Regions from separate parts of the Homo sapiens genome. Here region 2 is linked to region 1. The links are chromatin loops, found by intact Hi-C in ENCODE. Cell type or tissue: PC-3. All regions are shown on one strand. Links, peaks and the distances in the headings refer to the core of each region. The heading gives the core; the rest is flanking DNA. Region 1 has its middle 550 kb from the start of LNCARSR. Region 2 has its middle 430 kb from the start of PSAT1.

Region 1 (12,934 bases), core at 3,559-8,558:
AATACACTCAGTTTTAAAAGCTGTCTGGACTGTCAAAAATAATATATTTTATGTGAGTTCTATATAAATTTTCATTGAATTCAAACTTTTAAATAAATCTTCCAATATCTAATGCATCATATTATCAAAGCACAAAAAACCATTATATGATTATAAGAAGAACCTCAGAACTCACTGTCTTCAAATTTAATGGACTCCCAATGCTTTTTCCCCCTGCAAAGACTGTTTTTAAGACATTTCACAGTATTTTATACATTATAAATGGATTCCATTCTTGGCTAAGTAATTCACCTAATGGACAATGGATACAAAAAAGCTGTAACTCCAGGGACATTAAATTGGTTCTTAACTCTGAAAATTACAGCTTTTACAAAAAGAAGAAAATACTAAAAACATGTCTAATGCAACACTGCATCTAATTTTCCACTACCTCCAGATTGTGTCTAAAAGCTCCTAAACTTCTTAATGACACAATATGTTAAAATTGCGTTCCTTTATATTTAGATCTCAGAAAGATCTCACCCATTTTATAACCCTAAGGAGGGCTTACGAGCAAGGAGAGCTTGTGTGTGTGTGTGTGTGTGTGTGTGTGTGTGTGTGTGTGTGTGTGTGTGTGTGTTGGGAGGCAGAGGGAGGAACAAGTGGAAGGTGCTACTTCTATCCCAAGAGACTGTGAATTCTCATACTGAGGTAGGAAACTAACACCCTGTGTGGCATCCTTTTTCACTCACCAAGGTGATTACAAATCCACATTTCCATTTTAAGCACTGATCAATGGTATTTCAGTAAGGGAACAGAAGAGGAACAGAAAAAATTGCTTTCAAGACATACCTAGTATGTCTTAAGCCTTAAGACCAGCTTTTAATTTGATAACACCATTATTCAGATCTGTTTCCATTCCAAGAACATGAGCAATTCTCCCTGAAGCCAAACAATACATTCAAGCAGTCAGAGTAGAAAAATTATTCCACTGAACTGTAAATACAAAATGCTTCACATTTTGTCAATTCACGTGTGACTATAATAAAATACGACCAGTGTCTGAATGCAAACAGTCCGTGAATTGGCACAGATTCTAATAATGCTTACCTTGTAGTTAGTTATTTTATGAGCTATTCTAATTTCAAAGACGACTGTTCCCCACTCCCCTTCACCTCTCCCTTCTCCTAAAGAAATAAGTGGTTCAGAATACTATCACTGTAACATAAGTCCCTCCATCTAATCCTTTTATCTTTTCCTCTACCTTACTTTGAGATTAGTAACTTTCTTCCTCCAAGTAATTATTTTCTTGAGATTTCTCCCACATCTTTGCAAATAGCTAACATAAGAACAGCATGCAGAGATGCCCAGCTGATCACTTGGGTGTTTTACTTTACATCGGTTATTTGTGTTTGAGAAAATAATATTTCATTCTAGTTTTTACTCACTCCCTTTTAAACTACTGATAAATCTATGAGAAAGTCTGTACATCTTTCAGAGAATCTGTGTTTCTTTTAAATCAGCACCCTTTGACCACTTAAGTCAATAAAAACTTCTCTTTTCCTAACAACTTTTATTATTCTAAATTGACTTATTATAACAGAAACTTACCTAGACTGGGCATTTTGGCTGTGTGGATTTGAGCACTTCATCTTTCTTGTAATACATTGATAATGTGCAATTTTTTATGCTAAAGAAAAAAATACATTGCCAGCTTTCATTCCCAACTTCTCTCTTAATTTGCACCTATTCTTTCCTTAAAGGCTGCATGTTACCCTCTAGTCCTCAAGGAGAGCACTTGATTTTCTTAAGAAATTACATATTTCTGTTAGAAGCTTAGTTACCCTGTTCCTCCCTTGATTGGGTCTGTGAGATTTATCACAAGTGAATTTTTCCATCTTGTTCCTTAAAACTTCTTGGATACGTTTCATCATCAATGGCACACACTGCACCTCCGTATTATGCGAGGTAACTGCAGTAAACATTTCCCATCATTTTTACAAACATTATTTATGTGAAAATAGGCCTTACTTTCTCCACATTCTCATGCCCTTTGTCCCCTCCCTGCATTACCTATTATCTGTCATTTCCCAGAATTCTCTTGAATCTAAACATCTGAAATAATTTCACCATCTATCACCACCATCCAACATTTTCACAAAAATCCTGTGAATCCTAACTCCTAAATATCTCTAGAATCTGCTCCAAGTTTTCCCTCTTCCCTATAATTTTATGCACCCATAATGATAACTAATATCGATTACAAAGTTATAGTGCATTAATGTTTCATTATACTTTATTTTATTGTATCAAGTCATTCTTACAGTAGCTACTGGCACTCCTCTACTCTATAGCTAGCTAATTGTTTGAGGTCCCCAAATGAAGGCAGTAATTAACGTTTGAACCTAAGCAGACTGATTTCAGAGCCCATGCAACACAGTGTTCCAGCTTAGACTATTCCAAGATGCTCCAAATTGCGCTTCCAAGCTCTAGTTTCAGCTTCATCCCTTTTCTCCTCCACAGAGCCACTGAGCTGACTTTCTGAAACATGATTCTGAAAAATCATCCGTCTGCTAAAAAAAACTTCAGCAGCTTCCTGTTCTCTACAGGGCACTGCCCACTCTTCTCAGTGAGCATAAAAAGCCTTCTGCAGTCACACCTAACCTCTCCCACATGTTCTACCCCAACAACACCTGCTGCTCCAGCTACTGAAAGATCACCATTCCTTGGAGACATGCCCTTGCATGTCTTTCTGCCCAGAGTCACGCTCTGCCTGCAGCACTTTTCTCTGAACTCACTGCCTGGAGTGCTTCTGCTCAGCATGTGCACTGCTTGTGCACACCTGGTCATGAGCATCGCCTCTTTGATGAAGACTTCCTGAAATGATTTTGCACAAATCACTCTTCCTTCCACTGGGTTGCCTGAGACTTCTGTTCACAACTCTATTAGCGCACATAGATCTCTCTCCCTGATGGTGAACATGTCAAGGAACAGCTTTAAGGTCTTTAAGATCTTTTCTGTCTCTCCAGTGCTTCCTATATAATGTGATTAGTTAATAAATGTTCATCAAATAATGACCAAATCCTTCTCCCCTACCCCTTACCTTTCTAATATTATTTTTTCCTTGAATAAAAATCATAGGCTTAAAGATAATACCCAGGGATCTCTAATAAAAATATTAACTTTTAGCCAGACAGAATTTACACCTTGAGGGATATTTCATAAATTCTTTCCTTGAGTCACTCTTGGTTCCTCTCACTGAGATGTCTGATAATCTCTCAGTTACCAACCCTGCAGCATGGTGATCTCAAAGTGTGCTCTGGGAACCACTGGGGCCCCTGATACCTGGAGGTCTGTGAAGTCACAACTATTTTTGTGGTGATACTAGAAACTTATTTGCCTTTGCACTCTTGTTCTCTCATGAGTGTACAACGGAATTGTCTAAAAGGCTACCTGACGTGTTGATATTCTCAATCTGTTGGCTAATGGAATGTGTGCTTGTACATGCTTATGTTTTAGAAGTTTCTCAGTTTTATTTCCAATACAGTAAATATTAATAGTAGCTATATTCCACATAAAGAAAAGCTCTTTGGGTACTTCAAAATAATTTAATAATATAATAGGGTCCTAAGACCAAAAGTTGAAGAACCACGTCTCCAGTAGTATGCTGGAGAAAATTCTGGCGTGCTAAAAATGACATACAGAGTAGAATCACAATTTCAAAGTTTTCATGTGTATTTTTATTGTATATTATCCATCTTGCAATGCATCCTGAAATTTTTATTTTATCATATTTGAAGAATCTTGTCCAAAATCTACTTTCTGCAAAGCAATGTTGATCGTGACCCAGAATGGTGTGCTTTTATAGGGGATTATAAACTGCTTGATGGTTAGTTCCAGTATCTACCCAGTTATCAAAGTTAAACTGACTTCTCTACAAATATAAGATTTGTGCATTTTAAAAAGTAAGGAAGCACATAAATTTTCTTTCTTCAAGCTCCTAGAGAACTCAGTAATAGTGTCCCATAGTTTTCTTTTATTTATTATACTGATTTCTGAATCAGTCTCTGAAATATTTAATCTGTTTTTTAATGCAACAGGAAAAATTTATAATTCCTAAAGTTTTTTTTCATTTAGTCTAAATCTATAAACCTTTTTCAAGGTTATACCCTTTTCAAACAGCTCCCTTGCATTTTATAATTATGTACATTTTAAAATGAATTATCCTGTCTTTGTGTTCTTATATTTTCTTAAATGTAGTAACAAGAATATGTGAGAAAAAGTCTATTCTAGGATAAGCCTTTATGCCTTCTAATAATCCAGATTTAACATTTATGATTTTTCTTATGTAATTTCTTCTTTCACTAAGGCATACACAAAAAGAAGTGCTAAGAAATTTCTACTTATTTTGACTTCCTAAAAATATCATGCATATATTCATCTTGGCTAATCTTTCTGTATGAGGTTTCAAATAGATTGTGTTATAACATTTTCACTCGAATAAAAATCCTTTATGAGTTTTTACTGAGATATTAAACTTACATGGGACTTCAAATGCTTATGAGGGAGTGTTTGTTTCTTCTCAAGGTGATGCACTATAAAACAGCCTACCTCAAGAGATGATGTGATGAAATTCAACAAAAATAATAAATAATTAGGAAACTTAAACGTCTAATATCTACTGGAATCTCACGGAGCCTTCAAAAAACTGCATTGATTCCAGCAAAAAAGTAACAAAATGAATTTCCTCCCACCATTATCACTCTCACAAACACATCTAACTTTTGAAGATGTAGCTGGATAAGGTAGAAAAAAAAATCTAAAAATCTGATCAAGAAACCACATTGAGATAAGTTTTGTCAAGTTGGAAGCTTCCAGGATTACAGGTAATTCTCGAGCTCATTGCCATGATAGACTCTTTCACACGTAGCTGCCCTTTAGGGCTCTGCAGGACCCCACATAGACACCCTGTTGTTTCTCACATTTTCTTGTAATTTGAAGAGATAAATGGTGCCAGCTGGCTCCTGTTTGACTCAAGGCAACGTGATATTCAGCTCCTCAAAAACTTGGTACACACCTTAGAAAACTTGCCAGAAAGAATGAAGAGCAAGGGGTGTGTGTATTCAACTGGGGAGAGAAAAAGTCTAGAGGAAGAAATACCTGAATCAAGTCGCTGGAGTAGCATTCTTTGGGAATTTAATATGCAAATAAGCAGTAATGCTTATAAATCACTGGGGAACCATACAGGGTTGGACTAAAGCTCAATACACAAATATGAAAAAACAAGTATCTAACATATTTGGAAAAAAATTTACATCAATTTTACTTGGTTAAATCACTCTCATTTTCTCAGTTGGATAGATCCATTGGGGAAAGAAGGTGGCAGAGTGCTATAATTAAAATAAATCTTTAAATGGCTTTTCCTGTAGTAAAATTTATGTTGAAATAAATGAGAATATGTGCAGTTGAATGCCAACAAATAAATAAATGACACTTTTTGAGTGTTTAATGTGTGCCAAGCATTCTTCCAGGGGATTCACATGGAGTAACTAATTTAAATCTCACAAATACTCAATGCTATGGGTAACTATCATTACCTCCATTTCATAAATGAAATGAAGAAACTGAGGCAGAGAGAGTTTTAGTCCTTTTCCAGAGAGCACATGTAACCAGTGGTAGTGCTGGAATTTGAACTCAGGAAGTCTTGCTCCAGGGATCATACCCTTGCTCACTTCCTATTGCCTTGAGACCATGTGTAATGCCAAGGTGAAATTGCTTTGCCACTCTCTCATGACGTGTTTTATATTCTGTAATTGTATATGTTCCAATACTTACTACTTGCAGGTATTCTTTGTTGTTCTCATTTTCACCACTCTGATCCTCTTCCTCCCTGTCTTGAACATATATCAAGAGACCAAGCCTTGTAACAAATTCCACAAGAAATTCAAAGACTAACTCACACATAGCTGGTGGCTAGGAAAACATTTTTTAGTGATTAGATCATAAACTAGTCATCCGTACCATAAAACAAGTTTGCCATCATGTCCTCGTTCATGTGGTAGTTGGTAGTTTTTTTAATGAATACTTAAAAGTAAAGCTGACTTGTTTTCTAATTATAAAAGTATTGCATGCTTACTGTAAAACTCATAGAAAACACTGAAGTGGAAGGAAAAATTCCTAACCTGAAAAATCAGCCACTATTAGCATTTGGTCTGTCTCCACAAAGAAACTTCTAAGAATCAGGACTGTTCAACAGCAGGATTAGGAGTGAGCTTGATATTACTGGAAGCAGACCCCTGGAAGAGAGGGAGACGACTTAGCTCAATTGGTAGGTTACATAATGTCAGTGGAGTACTCTGTGACATTGGATCTTTGGGGGAAAAAATGTCCTGATTTGTAGTGTTGGCCAATTTCCATGGTGTAAATACTCCCCCCGTGGCCAATACCAAGCTATCAACATGCCACTGAATGTGGAGCTGGGATAGGTGAACACTTCAGCTCTTGCAATCTAGTACCAAACCAGACCCAGTACAGCACTGATAGTGTTCTCTAAACTTCTTTTTACCTCTAACAGTCTTGCATTCTTTTAGCCAAAATGTTATTTTCCCTTCTTTGTTACGAAGTTATTTTTCTGCTTCCCTTGCCAGAACCCAGCATTGGCCTCCCAAACTGGTTCACAAACATACTTGGCCCTCTTTCTATTCATCCTTTACAAGAAAACTGGAGAATCTTTTAAAAACACAAATCTGAACGTGCCCTTTTCCCTGCTTGAACAAATTCAATGGCTTCTGCGGTAGGCTGAATACCAGCCCCCCCATTATGTCCATGTCCTAATCTTCAGAAACAAAATGCTACCTTATATGGCAAAAGAGACTTTGCAATTGTGATTAATTAGGAACTTTGGATGGGTAGATTATCACGTATCATCTGGATGGGCCTGATAGACTCACAATGGTCCTTATAAAAAAGAGACAGGCGAGTTCAGGGTCAAAGCAGAAGGTGCTGTGATGACAGAATCAGAGATTGGGATGACGCACTTTGAAGACAGAGAATGAGGCGCAAGTCAAAAGATACAGGTGGCCACTAGAAGCCGAAAAAGTAAGGAAACAGGTCCTCTCCTCAGTGCCTTGAGAAGAACCAGCTTTGCCAACACTTTGATATTAACCCAGTGAAACTGATCTTAGACTTCTGACTTCCAGAACTATAATCAGAGAATATATTCGTGTTGTTTTAAGCCACTAAGTTTGTGCTAATTTTTTATAGCAGCAATAGGAAACTAATACAGTATCCCTTTCTATAAAGTAAAGACAAAGCCCCTTCCAATAGCCTTTGTCTCCTATATGGCCTCACCTGTACCTATTCTGTCAACTCATAGCACTTGTTCTCTTGTTTTTTTCCACTCCATTCCCACTGGTTTTCTTTCAGTCCACTATATTTTCCGTGCCTTGGCTGCAACAGTGCATTTTCCTATGCTGTTACTTCTGCCTGGAATGCTCTTCTCTCTGATTTTTTTTCTAGTTAATAGTTATTTCCTAATTATATGTCAATTTAAGCATAACTTACATAGAAAGGAATACACACACACACACACATATGCATACACACTCATATATTTATGTATGTATGAATACTAACATACATATGTATATATTGTGTATATATGCATATATTTATTATATAAATACAATAAACATAAATTTATAAATAAATGCATGCATATACAGTATATACACATATATGTATATGTATATATATATGACACACATAGAAGAGTGTCTCTCTTCTTCCTTGAATTTATAGCAATTGAAATTTTTACATGTATTTGTATGATTTTTAATTGCCTTTCTCCAGCACTGAGTAGCGTCTATGCTAGTTTTAACTTACTTGTGTATCCCAGGGGCCTGACACATATGAGGTATTAAATAAATATTTGATATGTGATTTAATACTTCCCAGCTCATTCCTCTCTGTGTGTTCAATACACTCTTTGTTCTATAGTCATGCATCCAACCAACATTTACCAAGAGTCAACTTTACACAAAGTTCTGATCTTATACATTCATGCAATTTCTAATAAAAAAGACATAGTAATAACAGCTAATCTCTATTGAGAATTTACTGTATCAAGCACTGTAATAAATATTTTAAGTATAGAAGCTTATCTTACCCTCATGAGTATAATTAAATTTTCAGATACGAAAAAATAGGCCCTAAAATATTTATGTAATTTTCAGTAGACCACATGATGAGAACTAGATTTGAGTGTGTAGATTTGACTGGCAAAACTTTCATTTCTTAGCACAATATTATTGTCCTTTTGAGGTTCCATACTTGTTTTTAAGAATGAATTACATATCTGTGTGTATTATGTATTAGCCCATTTTTGTTCTGTTTTTGCTTTTTTTTTCACTCTGTATTCTTTTTTTAAGAACAATCCATATTGCTGGAATACATTGGTTCTAACTGTTGCCGTGTTTTATTCAACAATATTTATTTATTACAATCTTACAACATCAGAAAGGCCTAATTCTTCTCTAATAGCCATTCCTTCTTCTTCCTTTAATAGTGATGGGCAGCTGAGCACATGGCCATTTAGTTAGGAATTTCACTTCCCAGCATCTGTTGAAGCTAGGTGTGGCCATGTGACTTACGTTCTGAATAATGAGATACGAGTGTTAGACAGGTGTCAGACTTCTAGGAATACTCTTAAATATAAGTGGTATGCCCTCCACTTTTTCTTTCCCCTCCTCCCACCAGCTGCAGCCAGAGCAATCATTTTAGACTAGGAGGCAGAGTAAGTGCTAAGTTGGCAGAGAACCAGAAGAGAGGGAATGTTAGCCACAGAAACCATGCAGCTGCCATATTAGCCTTGGACTTCCGACACTCAGATCTCTGTTACATGGAGATCTATACATCTCTGTCTTGTTTAAGTCACCGTAATTCCGGCTTTTCTTAGAGCAGTCGCACTGTATTCAAATCAAGATATTTATCCATTCCTCTGGTGAAAGACACTGAGTTTCCTCTAACTCTCTCCACCACACTAACAGTGCTTAAATAATATCTACACATTCCCTTTGTGGAGCTGTATGAGATGCCATCTAAGCTAGGGACTTGAGAGTAGGAGTTATGGGTCATAGCTTATAAGAATATTTAATTTGACCAAAAACTGCTAGACTGCTTTGCAGAAAGAGATTTTGTTCTTATTCGTTAGTGTATGCATCCTCCCCCTGAAATGTTCCTTAAACTCAACTGTTTTTGTTTTTGTTTTTGTTTGAGACAGAGTCTCACTTTGTTGCCCAGGCTGGAGTGCGGTGGTACGATCTTGGCTCACTGCAACCTCCACCTTCTGGGTTCAAGTGATTCTTCTACCTCAGCCTCCTGAGTAGCTGGGATTGCAGGTGCCCACCACCACACCCGGCTAATTTTTGTATTTTTAGTAGACATGGGGTTTCAACATGTTGACCAGGCTGGTCTCAAACTTCTGACCTCAAGTGATCTGCCTGCCTTGGCCTTCCAAAGTGCTGAGATTTGTGAGCCACCGCGCCCAACCTAAACTCTACTCTTATAATGTACAGCTTTAGTGATTCTAATCCTAACTTGGTTTAAATATAAGTTATTTCAAGGGGTAACAAAAGAAGATGGAGTAAAATTAGTGGAAACACAAGGAGAAGTGAAAATTTTCCAAACTCATTAGATCAGAAGTGAAATATTCTGCAGTAGCTTGGACTTCAGGTTTGCGTCTTATAATGAAAGAATATATACTATGCTATTTATGGATAACAACAGATTAATTCTATAATTCTTTATAGTTTAATCACTTGACTTCATGCTGAGAGGCTAATACGTCTTTGATAGTCTTGGATTATTAAAAAATAATGCTCAATCTCTACCACAAAGACTTAACTCTAGGAAGAAGCATCATGGCCTGATGATCTGTGACCTTGGGGTCACACTGACTTGGGGTCTTGCCTTTGCCACCATGTGGATGCAGGAACCTATAAAAGTCCCTCACCATCATTAGTCTTTGTTTCTCTCCTCATCCATAAGAGACAGACCCAAAAGGTCTCTAATTATATTTGCATGCATGCTTCACATGAAAAAAAAAACAAAATGACATAAGTGTTCACCAAATTCCAAATGCTGTGATAAGTGTTGCCTACACAAGATTAATGTGATGTAGCCTCTCCCCTAAATGGGCTTATCATCTAGGGATTAATGTAATCAAATGAACATATAATTCAATACGGCACTGTGACAGATGCCTCTTGGGCGCTTCTTAAATTCCTCTCAGCCTCACCTCTGATTCTAGGCAGGGCAAATGGTTCTGTATGAACCTATTAGTAAACTTACACACTGTAGATTGTGTAGACTATTGTGTCTCATGTTACTGTACACCACCTATTATCCACTGCAGAGAAACCACCAACCAGTCAGGTGGGTGGGATAACTCACTGTCTAGAGTCATTATATATAATATCATCTTAAAGTACGGGACCTATTTTATGCAAAGAAAGTGAGATATTGGACACATGATCAGAGGTCCACTAGTCCTGCTCTAGATTACGTTATCAGAAACAGCAAACCTATAATAAAACAACGACTAAGCTTCTGACTTGAGGGAAATAGCCTGCAGTATTTTCTCTGTCTTCCAGATGCCACGCAGCACCAGGTTAATGGCCAAATCCAGCACTCTGGTTTCATAGCTAGACTACATGAATCCAGAAATCAAGAGGTGGATGTTGCCTATCTCACCACTGCTCTCAGTGATCCACTAAGGAATCAGTGTTTCCTGTTCCCAAACCTTAGGACCTTTTCAATTTGCCACCATAGGTCCCAGGGAAGGAATGTTTCCATCAGCAGACACAGTAAGGATTCCACTGAACCTGAAATGGCAGCTCCCACCTGGTCATTTCAAGCAACTCATGCTGGTAGATCAGCTACCAAAAGCAAAAGAACAACAACAATGACAACAAAAGGAGTTACTCTGGGATGTATAATATTTGACAAAGAGTATCACGAGGACCTGGAGTTGCTGCTACGAAACCGGGCTGAGAGAAGCATGTCTGCAACTCTTCACTGGGGTGTTTTCTTTCTTTTACCCCTATGTCTCCTGGTAGCAATCAACAAAGATTGTAGCAAACATAGCCAAACAATGGCAAGGAACCAAAAAACTCGAGCTCTTTAGATATGAAGGCTGGGCTTACCCCGTCAAACAACTGAGACCAGATGAAGTGACGGAATGTGGAATGGATAGTTGAGAAGGAAGATTGTTGATGGGCCTTGGGACCATTTTCACCAAGATAGGCCTTGGGGCCATTTACAGCTGTGGCAACTGAAACTTGTTTCACTAATCCTTGTGTTAAGTATTTGTAGAGATTGAAACAGGCTAGCACCTTGACCACTCACAGACAGATTCGACTTCATGTAGGCATAAGTGGGTATGAGCAGTGTAAGGAGGGTCCTTTTTACTCAGACTCTTTACCTTAGCTCACCTCGGCTTCCAGCCATGGTTTCATCAGAGTGTTTCATATGAATCTCAACTCTATGCAATGGCAGCATCTTGCTGTGTCATGGTAAGTAGACATGTGCAGCATTTATTAGGAAGAGGAGCTAATCTACAGATATGCCTCAAATAATGGGGGTCCAGGAGCCAATGCATATCTGCTTTTCTTTTTCAAACTTTAAGTGGATAATCTGAAAGACATCCTGTAACTTAGAAGATAGAGGGAAAATTGAGCCCCAAGTGCTCACTGTGGTGATTAATTTGATTACAAGTGCTTACCAGCTTTTCCTTTTTCCTGTCTCACTCTTCTCACCCCTCACTCCAACTTCCTGGGATTATCTCCAGCACTCAAGTTCTTGCCTGCTTCTGGAGGGAACTCAAATTAAGTAATGAAAGCATATATAATGATGGGTGCTGATAGATATTATTGCTATCTTGGTCATTGTTTATTGCCTATATGCCCCTACTAGAATGAAAGTTTCCTATAAGCATATTTAATGGCTGTTTTCCTAGTGCCTAGTATAGTATCTGCACATAGAAGTTGCCTAAAACATAGTTGTTGGATGAATGAATGAATTCTTAATTTGGAGATAACATCCTAGGGAAAGAAATACCTTAATAGCACACTGGGCAGATAAAGCTTCAGACAGCCTGGCGTGAAAAAGATGCCATGTGTCTTGATCCTCCTAGATGTGGCCAAGAGAGTAGCTAGAGCCAGAGCATATGGACCCCAAGGGACTAGAGGGATAAGGTCAAGGGGTTGCTCAGACATGAACTCTATGGAAAGATCACTGAAGGCCATATGATACCAACAGATACCTCAGGGAACACCTGTGTGCACTGGACCATCTGCCCCTATGCTTGGTAAAAACTCAGTACTCAGAATTTAGATCCCAATCCACCAGAATTAGTTGATTCCCTTGGAGGAAAAAAAAAAAAAAAAAAAAAAAAAAACTTGATCTTTCTTTTGTCTCACTTTTCTCATCTGTTAAATTGGAAAGTGAGGAAGATTGGACAAAGATTAGATTCACTTTTACAAAGGTGTCTTCAAGAAGATAAGTAATATGCAAGGGTTTGTTAAGTAAAATAAAATATACCTCATACACCCGAGCTGTGGACTGGTACTTGGCCCATTCTGTGAATAATACGATTTTTACCAAAAGGTCACCTAAATTTAATTAGGCACTGTAAATATAAGACCAGTTTGAATAACTCTTACTTTGTTGTTTCATTCATTGAGGAAAATAATTATTACAGTTAGAAAGTTTGCAAACTTGTAACTGAGCTGTTAATCAAATTACCTGACTGGTTTTTTACATTGTTTCAAAACTACTAGCATTTAAGAAAAAAAGCAGTACTTTTGGTAAGTTTGCACTGGGAAATTCACTGGTTCACCCTTAACCTCCTCAGCATGTTTCTTCTCCTTCTAGGACTTAACATCTCCAAGTCATC
Region 2 (12,934 bases), core at 2,533-7,532, 300 kb after region 1:
GATAGTATCCTCCAGGTTGATCCATGCTGCTGTAAATGACATGATTACAGTTTAAGGCCAAATATTCACATATATAAAAATATATATATATGTAACATTTTCTTTATCCATTCATCTGTAGATGGCCATTTAGGTTAATCCCATATATTGACTATTGTGAATTGTGCTGCAATGAACATGGAACTGCAGATAACTCTGAAATGCTTGTTTCATTTCCTTTAGATATATATCCAGAAATGGGATTGCTGGATCATATGGTGGTTCTATTTTTAATTTTTTGAGCAATATCCATAGTGTTTTTCTTAATGGTTGCACTAATTTACATTCCCATCAACACTGCGTAACAGTTCCCATTTCTCCACATCTTTATCAGTATTATTTTGATAATAGCCATTCTAACTGGTTGAGATGATATCTCATTGTGGTTTTGATTTGCATTTCCCTGATTAGTGATGTTGAGCATTTTTTCATGTATCTGTATGTAAGTCGCCTTTGGAGAAATGTCTATTCAGATACTTTGCCCATTTTTTAATTGAGTTATTTGGCTTTTTTCTCTTTGCCTTTCTTATGTATTCTGGATATGAAGCCCTTGTTGGATGAATAGTTTTCAAATATTTTTCCCATTTTACATATTGTCTCTATGCTCTGTTGTTTCCTTTGCTGTGCAGAAGTTCTTTAGCTGAATATAATCCCATATGTCTATTTCAGTTTTTGTTGCCTGCGCCTTTGAAGTATTATGCATAAAATCAGTGCCTAGACCAGTATACTGAACAATTACCCTATATTTTCTTCCAGTAGTTTTGTAGTGTTGGGTCCTATATTTAAGTATTGAATCCATCTTGAATTTATTGTTGTGTATGGTGAGAGATAGGGGCCTAGTTTCATTCTTCCTCATACAGATATCCAGTTTTCCTAGCACCAGTTACTGAAGAGGATGTCCTTTCTTCAGTGTATGTTCTTGGTTGAAAATCTGTTGGCTAAAAATATGTGAATTTACGTCTGAGTTCTCTAGTCTGTTCCATAAGTCTATGTATCTGTTTTTATACCAATACCATGCTGTTTTGGTTATATAGCTTTGTAATATATTTTGAAGTTGGGTAGTATGAGGCTTCCAGCTCTTTTGTTTACTTCTTTTGATTTTGCTCAGTATTACTTTGGCTATTCAGAATCTTTTGTGGTTCCATACAAGTTTCAGGCTTTTTTCTATTTCTGTGAAGAATGTCATTGGTATTTTGATAGGGATTACAGTGAATCTATAGAGTGTTTTGGTTAATAGGGTCATTTTAACAATATTAATTTTTCTAATCCATGAGTATGTCTTTCCATTTTTGTGTGTCCTATTTTTTACATCCATGTTTGCTAGTTTTCATTGTGGTGATCTTTCAATTCCTTGGTTAAATTTATTCCTATTTTTTATAGCTAATGTAAATGGGATTGCTTTCTTGACTTCCTTTTTGGATAGTTGTTATTAGCATATAGAAATGCTACTAATTTTTGTACAATTATTTTGTTACCTGCAACTTTACCAAACTTATCAATTCTAAAAGATTTTTAATAGTCTTTAAGTTTTTCTTTAAAAAAGATCATGTCATCTGCAATCAGGGACATTTTCACATCTTCTTTTCCAATTTGAATGCCCTTTATTTCTCTTGACTAATTGTTCCACCAGGACTTCCAATATTATGTTGAATAAAAGTGGTGAAAGCTGGCATCCTTGTCTTGTTATAGATCTTAGAAGAAAGGCTTTCAATTTTTCCCCATTTTGTTGGCTGTGGGTTTGTCATATTTGACCTTCATTTTGAGGCATGCTTCTTTTATACACAGTTTGTGAGGGTTTTTATTATCAAGGGATGTCAAATTTTATCAAATGCTTGTTCTGTATCTATTGAAATGATTGTATGGTTTCTGTCCTTACTTCTGTTGATGTGGCGTATCACAGTTATTGATTTGCATATGTCGAACCATCCTTGCCTTCCTAGGATAAATCCCACTTGATCTTGTTGTATTATCTTTTTGATGTACTGTTGGATTTGGTTTGCTAGTATTTTGCTGAGGATGTTTGCATCCATGTTCATCAAGGATACTGGCCTATAGTTTTCTTTTTTAGGGTGTCCTTGTCTGATTTTTGGCATCAGGATGATGCTGGCTTCACAGAACAAGTTAGAAAGAATTCCTTCTTCAGTATACTGTAATAGTTTGGGGAAAATTGGTGTTAGTTCTCCTTTAAAAGTTTGGTAGAATTCAGCAGTAAAGCCACCTGAGCTTTTCTTTTTTGAGAGACATTTTATTACTGATTTAATATTTTTGCTTATTACTGGTCTGTTCAGGTTTTCTATTTCTTCCTGGTTCAATCTCAGTATTCATTCCCTCCAGGTTTTCCAATTTTTGGGAAATTGCATAGTTGTTCATAATAGTCTCTAATGAACCTTTGTATTTCTGTGGTACTCATTGTAATGTCTCCTTCATTTCTGGTTTTAATTGGATAGTCTCTTTTTCTTAGTCTAATAGTTTGCCAATTTTGTTTACCTCTTTTTAAAAAACAGCTACATTTAATCTTTTGTAGTTTCTTATCTGTATTTTGTTCAGTTCTGCTCTCTATTTCTTTCCATCTACTAACTTTGAATTTGGTTTGCTCTTGCTTTTCTAGTTCCTTTTAGTGTTCTGTTGGGTTTTTCACTTAAAATCTTTCTACTTTTTTGATGTAGGCATTTATTGCTTTAAACATCCCTCTTGATACTGTTTTGACTAAATGGCACAGATTTTGGTATACTGTGTATATATTTTCATTTGTTACAAGTTTTTATATTTCCTTTTTGACGAAATGGTCATTCAGCAGCATGTTGTTTAATTCCCATGTTACCTGAGCCTTTGAAGTCTTACCTATAAAATATTTGCCTAGGCAAAGATTTGTATAGTATCCAAAGTTCCTCTTATTTATATCTAGTTTTATCCCATTATGGTCTAAGAAGATACTCAATATGATTTTGATTTTTAAAAGTTGGTTGAGATTAGGTTTGTTGCCTAACGTATGGTATACCTTAGAAAATGTTCCATCTGCTGATGAGAATGTGTTTTCTGTAACCATTTGATAAAATGTTCTGGAAATGCTGTTAGCTCCATTTGATCTATAATGTGGTTTATTTTCAGTTTTAGTTTTTTGTGTACATAATCTAGCCAATGCTAAAAGTAGTGTGTTGAAGTCCTCAGTTTTTATCTTGGAGTCTGTATCTGGCTCTAATATTTGCTTTATATATCTGGTGCTTCAGTGTAGGGTGCATATATATTTACAATTGTTCCATCCTCTGGTTAAACTGATCCCTGATACAGTTAGCCTGTGTCTCCACTCAAAATCTCATCTTGAATTTTAATCCACATAATCCCCATATGTCAAGGGCAGGACCAAGGATGGAGGTAATTGGATCATGAGGATGGTTTCCCCCATGCTGTTCTCATGACAGTGAGTCTCAGGAAATCTGATGGTTTTATAAGCATTTGGCATTTCCCCTGCTTGCATTCATTCCATCCTGCCACCCTGTAAAGAAGGTGCCTGCTTCTCCTTTGGCTTCCACCATGATTGTAAGTTTCCTGAGGCCTCCACAGAAATGCAGAACTGTGAGTCAAACCTCTTCTCTTTATAAATTGCCCAGTCTCAGGTATTTCTTCATAGCAATGTAAGAACAGGCTAACATAACCCCTTTATCATTACATAATGACCTTTCTTATATCCTTTTATGTTTTAGATTCAAAGTCTATGTTTTTAGATTTGTTGTCTGATTTAAGTATAGCTACCCCTGAACACTTTTGGTTTCCATTTTTGTGGAATATCTTTTCCTTAATCCCTTCATTTCCAGTCTGTATGTGCCTTTCACAGGTGAACTGAGTTTTTTGTAGGTAGCATATAGCTAGGCTTTTTTTGGTAATTCATTCAACCCATCTATGTCTTTAATTGGGGAATTTAAACCTTTTACATTCAAGGTTGTTACTGGTGATCTTACTCCTGTTATTTTGTTAATTGTTCTGTTTTGCATATCCTTTCTCTTTATTTTTGCAGTTTGGTGATTGTAGTGATAATGTTTGATTTCTCTTTCTTATTTGTATATCTGCTCTATCAGTGAGTTTAATATATCATGTGTTTTCTCCATGGTAGATATCTTTTCACTTCCAGTTATAGGACTCACTTTAGTATTTCTAGTCATGAATTCCCTCAGTTTTTGTTTGTCTGCAAAATACTTTATTTGTTCTTCATTTATGATGGATAACTTTGCTAGATATAGTGTCCTTTTCTGAAAGCTGTTTTCTCTTTCAGCACTTTGAATATATCACTTTATTCTTTCCTGGCTTATAAGGTTTCTGTGCCAAGAAATGTGCTGTGAGTCTAATGCAGACTTCCTTACATGTGACTTGATGCTTTTCTTTTGCTGTTTTTAGAATTCTGTTTTTGTCTTTGACTTTTAACTATAATGTGCCTCAGAGAACCATTTTGGGTTAAATTTATTTGGGGATTTTTGAACTTCCTGTTTATATATCTCTCTCAAGACTTGGGGGATTTTCAGTTATTGTTTCATTAAATAGGTTTTCTATGTCTTTTCTCATCTCTTCTCCATCTGGAACTTCCAAATTTTGAGTATTTGTTCACTTAATGGTGTCACGTATGTCACATAGGCTTTCTTCATTTTTAAATTTTTAGGGAAGGGGGGTGGAGGGAGATCTGAGTGGTTTATTTCAAAAGGCCTATCTTCAAGTTCAAAAATTATTTACTCTGCTTGATCTAGTCTATTGTTGAAGCTCTTGATGGTTTTTTAATTTTATTCATTGAAGTCTTCAGTTCCATAATTTCTCTTTGGTTCTTTATCTGTCTCTTTGTTAGATTTCCCATTTAGGTGATGAATTATTTTCTGGATTTTGTTGAATTGTCTGTGTTCTCCTGTAACTCACTAGTTTCCTTAAGATCACTGTTCCGAATTCCTTTTCCAGCATTTTATAGAATTCCTTTCCTTTGAGACCAATTACTGGAATATCATTATGCTCCTTTGGTGATGTCACATTTTCTTGCTTTTTCATGTTTCTTATGTCCCTATGTTGATATCTGTGTCTGGTGTAACACTCACTCTTTCCAATGTTATGAAGTAGATTTAAAGACTTTTCTGGCAGATGTACCTACAGTGTCAGTTGAGAAGGGTGCTTTGGCTTTGGCTCTTGGTGGGTGCAGTCATATAGTTTCCGTATGATTTTTTTTCAGCTATAATAAACATCAGTGTTGTCTGCAAGTTCCACAGTGGCCAATGCTGCGGTTGTTTGTGGAGGCTGTGGTTTGGCTTTGCTGGGAACAGAAACACTGGGTAGGCCAGTCCTTGGGCACCTGGCAGATATACATGGGTGTGTGGTAGCCCTGCCACTGGAGGGGATAAGGTAGTCAGCAGTAGGGATAGCAAACTCCAGATGGACCTTAGGCCCCTTAGTATCATTCCTAGGTGCCAGCAGTGGCAGTAGTGGCCAGTAGTGGCAGTAGTAGGGCCAGTTATTGAGCCCCTGCAGGGCACACATGGGTACATATCAGCTCCACTGCTGGAGGGGCAGGGTTACTGTTGGTGGTGGAAGACCCATGTGGGCAACTCTCAGGCCCCAGTGAATGCACACTTCAGCTCCCAGTGTCCTTGGGGCAGCCTCTCTGATGTGCTGGAGTATCTGTTTCCCAGGATACAGGGCACTGCATGGGGTCAAGTGCTGGGTCCAGCTGGTCTCACAATGCTGTGGCTGTTTAAGTAGATGTGGGTGATCTTAGTGGGACCCCATGTGGAAATATAGGGGCTAGGGGGCCCCAGGGCAGGATGCAGTCTCTGTTGTCTCTATTCTCAATATGGTACCATGCTGCAGCAGCTTGGATCCCAGTGGTGGGGGTGACCCAATATGAATTTCCTCTCTGGAACAATGCAGTCACATAGACTTTAAGCAGCTCTCTATACTAGACTCAGGGCCTGTGAGGGCTGAGGGGCTCCACTGCAACTAAGACTGCAGGTATCTGTGGTGAGAATGTAGACTTCTGGGGATCTTCCACCTGCCTTTTCCCCACAATTGGGAGTCCCTCTTGACTCTGAGCTAATTTTGTCCAGCTGCTTTTCTTCCTTCTCTGTGCAGCCATCTCAAGTTTCTGTGCCTCAGAGGATCTTCGTCCCTTTCTTGTTGAATTCCCGTATTCTCCCTTGGACACTCTATTCCATGTGAGGTTACCTAATGGTTACTTTGGTCCTTTTTTGTGGAGGAAATGAGTGTTGGGCACCTCTAGTTAGCCATCTTCACATTTCAGTTTTTATTAAACCAAAAAAATAAAATTAGTAATCATAGTTATAGGCTTTAAACATGCAGCCACTTCAAAGTAAAATAAATATTTGCCATAAACCAAGTAAGGTCCAGGATGTAATAATGAATTCACAACATTTACACTTATTCAGGGTTACAGCGGTGACTCCAGTGGGGGATTTACTGAGCAAAAACATAGTGGAGTATTAATGTCCATATCTAACTTTTTAATGTTTTGATTTGTGTATTCAGCAAATAGAATGAATGGCTTTGTAAATATTTTTTCTCAGTAGGTTTAGGGGCCTTCATTAGGAAGGCTTTGGCCATGATTCATTTATTGTCATAGTCATCCTCTGCTCTATTTAGGTCCACTAGGACCCAACTAACTCCAGAAATAGGATTTTATTTGGAATCGGGGGGCACTGAACAATGACCTAAATGTAAAACATAATCCTGGAGGAACGAAGGAGAAGCAATAGAGAGCCACTGAAAAACAAAATCAATGTCAACATCCTGTAAAAGGAGTGATAAAAGTGCAAATCTGGAGTTGTCTGAAAAACCAAAAGGTAGAGTTATAAAGCCAAGAGGGAAAACAAAATGTTTCCTGGAACCCAATGTCCATATGATGGAAAGGTAAAAAGCCGAAAACTTCAGAAAGTGATGAGAAATGATAGATTCATTAGGAAAAAAAAATAGAACAAAAATGTGAGTGAAACCGTAATTTCAGGTGGTGCTAAGTACAGTGGGGACCACGACTTATTAGCTATCAACAAAAAGAAAATCTGAACCTAGGATCTGAATTAGATTTAGAATCTCCTAAAGGAGGAATAAACAAAATGAAAATGTTACTTAATTACTACTCTTGAATATATTCTTTATGACACATATTTCCTTTTTATCTGTTAAAAATATCTTGTAGAACTTGAACATTTTATTCACCCATACAACTTTAAAAAATCATTCTAATCCACACCAGCTTTGCCTGAATAATTTTTTTTTAAAGTTAATTTTATATTTTAAGCCACTCATTCTACAAATATATTGAACACCTACGGTTAGTTACCTTGCTTACCATTGGGGGAAAAAAAGGTGAAGTTTTAAATTTTTGCTCTTGAGTAACTCACAGTCTAATGGGGGAGACAGATGATTATAGTTAATTTCAACACAATTTTTAAAGTGCCATGATAAGTGTGACATCGTGCTACAACCAAGTTCTGTCCTAAGAGCATGGAAACCTGCATTGCTCAAGGTAGAGGCAATCTGCTACTTTAAAGCTGCCAGCAATTTTCTTAATCATTTTTGGAGAAGGCAGGCTCCCCTTTTGGAAGGCATATGCAGGGGTGGGTGCAGAGGGGATTAGGGGAAGGAGTAGATTTTTGCAGGGGAAGAGAGGGTGGCTTATATTATGTTACTGGGCCATTTAGTAAAGCAAAGGACAGCTATCATCCTCTTCATTGAGACAATGAGTAGTGAAACTCCTTTGTCTCTGTTTAATAACAGCTCACGTCATGTGCTGGACATTGTCCTAAGTTCCTTATATGTATTACTTGCCACGACTCTATAAGGTAGGGACCCTCTATGCAGGTATGAAGTAGAGTATTAGTTCTGTTTTTTAAAATGAGAAAACTGAGGCACAGACAGTTGACTTTCCGCAGGGCACATAGCAAGTAAATAGTGGAGTCAGGATACTAACTTGTGAAGTTGCCAGAGCCTAGATGTTTGACTGCTACTCCATACTGCCCCCACCACCTTCATTGTCAGCAGACTGGCTTTTCTGCAGAAAGTTATTACTATGATCAATCAAAGATGTCCACTAACTATTCAACACTGCCCTCAGCAGGAGTGGAGGAACTTTAAACCTTCTCTTTGAATTTGGGCAGGTCCTATGTCCACTATGACATGCAACAGAATATGACAGAAGTGTCATGTGCCTGTTTCCAGGTCTTCACAGACTGGCAGCTTCCACTTCCTCTCTCCTGGAACACTAAATTTTTAAAAGCTGAAAAAGCAAATATGTGCTATAAAGAATATATTTAAGAGTAGTGAGCCCTAAGACGATCACTAAGAAGTCTGACTACCCTGTTTAAGAGACCATGGAGAGGTCTCAAGATTTTTATGAGACTACATGGAGGAAGGAGGGGAACCACTTGAATCCAGCCTTTCAGCAATGCCCTTGGAGGCAATGGGCACTTTTGGTCCCGCCAGACCAGCCCTGCCTCCAGCCAGATAAAACACCACATGATCCCAGTCAGTGCAATGTAGAGAAGCTTAGCATCATGCAAAATGCTAACCTTCAAAATCATGATATGTTAAAAAAAAAAAAAAGGAGAAAAAATGTTATTTTAAACCACTGAAGTTTGGGGTAGTTTGTTACTCAGCCATAGATAACCAGAACAAATACATTGACTTAGAACTGGTTATGAGATAGGGAGAAGAGGAATAAGGAACCCCAAAGAAAGGTAGCACACTGGGACCTGGGATGATGCTGTTCCTACTGGTAGGAGGGGGAATCATAGGGGTTCAAGTGGGGGTGGAAGGATATCACCAGAGAATGAACATCTTTTTGTTCTTAATCTAAGCTTTGTTTTCTGCATGTGAGTTTTCCCATTACTTAATTCTTCGGTAAGGTTTTAATAAACACTACAGCGTGGATTAGGGAGAAGAAAATGGCACAACAGGAGAGAGAAGAGATAAGCAAATCATTCACCACATTCTGTATAGCATAGAATAAATGCCCTCGTTCTTCAGGCAGACTGTCTGGGTTCAAATCGCAGCTCTACAAATTACTTGTTTTATTCCCTTGGAAAAATTACTTGAACCCTTTGTGACTCTGTTGCCCCATCTGTAAAATTAGAGTTGGTACTGACTCACTTATGTCTCCTATCCCCATCAGCAAGGGAGAAGAAACCCTCCCCATCCTCCTCCTCAGCACTCACAGCCTTGCCTCCACTATCTTCCATGAGTCTTAGCTCGAGGGGAATGAGGAGAAGGGTCTAGAAACCTGGAGAGTGACTAAAACATGAGTAGATAACAAGCACTTTAGGCAGAGGGGGCAGCATGAGAAAACACCTGTGGGTGAGAGAGAGCAATGTGTCTTTGGAGAACCACAAGCAGATCAAAATGATGTTATGTCTGGTGTGCAGCATAGAAGGTGTAGGTGGTGGAATGAGCAGAAGGAGACGCACTGGAGAGGGAAAAGCAAGAGCCAGGCCTTATTTTCCATGGCAAGTAGTTTGGGCTTTAGTGTAATAGCAAGAGGAAAGACAATGACTCAAAATCTGAAACTGTAGATATATTGTACCTATCATGCACTAATATTCAATCTTCATAAGAAATCTGCAAGGTAAGTAGGAAATATATCATTATTCATTACTAATTTTAAAAACTGAGATCTAGAGGTATAGCCGCTAGGACTCAACAGATTTGTTGAGGCTTCTCAGGCCCAAGCAACCTGAGGGAGGAAACAAAGTGCTGGAGACAGAAGCCCATTTAAAATATACACATGTAAACAGAACGGCCATTTTATAAGTTCTTTTTCTCATTGCCCAGATGCTGTGGTCTGAATGTTTGTGTTTTCCCCACACTTTTCTATTGGAATCTAATTCCCACTGTAATTTTATTAAGTTGTGGGGACATTGAGAGTTGGGGACTGGTGTCCTTACAAAACAGGCCAAAGGGAGTTCACATATCCCCTTCCACCACGTGAGGTTACAAGAATATGGCCTTGCCAGGCACCACATCTGCCAACACCTTGCTCTTAGAGTTCCCAGCGTCTAGAACTGTGAGAAATAAACTGTTGTTTATAAGCCACCCAGTTTATGCTATTTTGGTATAGCAGCCAAATAGACTAAGACACTGTTTACTGTACAGGAAAAGAAAAAAAAATTCTAGGCAATCCAGCTCGTGTACCTAGATTTACCTTCCACACTATATAGTATCAAGCTAAACAGAAGCTGGCTGTCTACTATATATGCCAAACTTTCCAAATGATTCTTCTCAACAAAGTATTTCTGTCTTATGCTATAAAACAAGAAGAAACTTTTGTTCAACTAGACAATACTGCCCATATAAAAAACAGCAAATGATTGTGATGGCCATATCACATATCAGGGCTAAGAGTGGATAAATCAACATTACAGCCTGACAATTAGGTATAAATAATTTTTTTTTAATTCTCAGCTTATCTTGTCCCGTGTTAGCAATATGAATGAAATTCATATTTTTTTCCTGAGCCAAAAGACGTTTAAATCCAAGTCTGCCTGACCTGGTCCAATTTTTTATGTTTCCATTTCATCTACCATGCTTTATTCAAAACTATTAAGGCATAAAGAAATATAGTCAGTCTTTCTATGATCATTAACCTTTAAAGTTTCTAATCTAGCCAGAGTGCCTTCTTAAGACTCAGAATGATTTAGTTAGAAATATTGGCATTTTTCAATAAAATGAGACCTGTATTTTTAACAGCATCCCTCTATTTGTCAAATATTAAACCCTACCAATAACTAGAACCAATAACCGAAACTTTGTTCACATGAACAATAGTATTAAAGTACTAATGAAAGGAAATGGTATTATTGGAAGTCTCCCTCATCTAAGGAAGAAAGAACAAAAGACATTATTATTCTATTATTTGTTGGTGGCTAGGAATTCAGCAGATGAAAAGAATGAAGTTTCAGACCATTCTAAACTCTATGACCTCTCACTAGGTGCTTTCACCACAACACAACAAAAATTTTAAAACCAACCATTACTACTTCTCTAGTATTGAGTCAGGAAATGAGTATTTTATCATTGCTACCCTCAGAAGAGTCCCACTACCTTTGGGAAGCCAAGGCGGGCAGATCACGAGGTCAGGAGTTCAAGACCAGCCTGACCAACGTGGTGAAACCCCGTCTCTACTAAAAAAAAATACAAAAATTAGCCAGGCTTGGTGGCACATGCCTGTAATCCCAGCTGCTCCGGAGGCTGAGGTGGGAGAATTGCTTAAACCTGGGAGGCGGAGGTTATAGTGAGCCAAGATCCCACCACTGCACTCCAGCCTGGGTGACAGAGCAAGACTCCATCTAAAATAAAATAAAATAAAATAAAATTTTAAAAAAGCGTTCTATTACCTCCACATTCCTTAGACTCCATTCTCCTTCACCAAACTCTCTCACCATTGCCACAATTCATTCATTTATTAAGTCTTTTGATAGTTCCTTAAATTTTCTTACGTGGAACCATCACCATTAGAAATACCTTATTTCAGGCTCTTGCTGTAAACAGTTCAAACCACTCCGTGATTTCTTTTTGTTCTACTCATTCTCTATTCAAGCAGTCAATATGATCTTTCCAAACTGTAATCCTCATTATAGATCTTTTGACTTCAAAATCCTAAGACAATTCTCACATTCTTGAAAATAAGCTTTAAATTTCTTAATATGTCCCTTCTCATTGCCTATGACTTAGCTGTGATTCCAGCCCTAGGGTAAAGGGTGAGGTGATACAGTCTATGCTATTGGCACATGAAGCTAGCAGAAGTAGTCTAAAGCCAAGTGCAAGCAATTGTTTAAGTTTAACATTTTAGATTCCAGAGCTTAAGAAGAAATCCAGGCTCCTCAACTGGCCTGAGGTAATCCAGGCTCTTCAACTGGCCTGAGGTCTTCTGTTGAGAATTTGGAGGCATCATACAGTGTCACATGAAATAGATGTCATGGTTGCCTACCAAAGAGTAGGTCTCCAATTCTTCCATTTTTCCTTTCTTCTATTGGCAAACAACTGAGCAGCTGAAACTGGATTCTCTCCAGAATGCTCTGATTGATCTAATCCAAGTGAGATTATGGCTTCTTTCTTGCCATGGTGAATGGTTCAGGTAAGGGTATATAACCTATTTCTAATCCAAGCAGCCCACGGCTTTCCTCTGGCCCCAAGGATTGCTTCAGATGCAAGTACATCATCTAAGATGCCCCAATCATAATAATAAAGCTCTAGACTTTAATAAATGCGGGAAGACATTCTGTCTCTTCCCTTGGCTATGAAAATGGAGTTTGTAGACTGGAGCTGTTGGCAGATACTTTGCCACTACTATAAAGTCAGCCTAAGAATAAACTCAATACATATGTGGGCAGAGGGTGAGGCAAAATAAAGAGGCACAGAAACATGGAGCTGCATTCCTGAAGACATTATGGACAAGTGGGTGGTTTATTATGTGAGCCAATAAATTCCCTCTATTGTTTAAGCACAGACCTACCACCTCAACCATTCTTATCTTACATCCTCTTTTTTTCCTAACAAAGCCCCCTAATCCTTGTAAATTTTTTTCTTCCATATCCACATTTCACCTATATTATCACCTCAGGAGAGGCCATCAGCATTTGATTTCTTCTTTGGAGCTAGTTGAGGGCTAAAAGTGGGCAGGTGCTTCCTAACGTATAGAAAAAGGAGATGAGAGGCTAAGAATCTTCCATACAGACCCCTCTTTCTCCCTATCTTCAGCAGTTATTATGTTAAAAACGTTTAGTCTTTTGCCAACTCGAATTGTGTTCCCAAGAGCCCCCTCTGTCAACTTGACTTTAGCACACAGCAAGCCCTAGGAAATCCGGGGAGAAAGTGAGAGGTAGGGAAAGGAGAAAAACTCCTCACTCCACAGTGCACACCA

Evidence for each region. Peaks named below come from ENCODE experiments on the same cell type or tissue, not always from the same donor. Only the 100,000 strongest peaks of a DNase experiment are listed, where the experiment ranks them.
Region 2: it touches region 1 in a loop (2.9-fold over the local background); 1 of 110 quality-filtered maps calls a loop at or near these places.

What each region holds. Positions count from the first base shown.
Region 1 is chr9:79,016,282-79,029,215 of GRCh38, reverse strand. No RefSeq gene overlaps it. Among named protein-coding and RNA genes, the nearest start is that of LNCARSR, 550 kb to the left of the region's middle. RefSeq lists enhancers at 2,073-3,272, 5,574-6,773. In PC-3, for the core only: no CTCF peak of the experiment used is centred there; DNase peaks (open chromatin) are centred at 5,845 and 7,935; H3K27ac peaks cover 3,824 bases.
Region 2 is chr9:78,717,341-78,730,274 of GRCh38, reverse strand. No RefSeq gene overlaps it. Among named protein-coding and RNA genes, the nearest start is that of PSAT1, 430 kb to the right of the region's middle. In PC-3, for the core only: no CTCF peak of the experiment used is centred there; no DNase peak of the experiment used is centred there.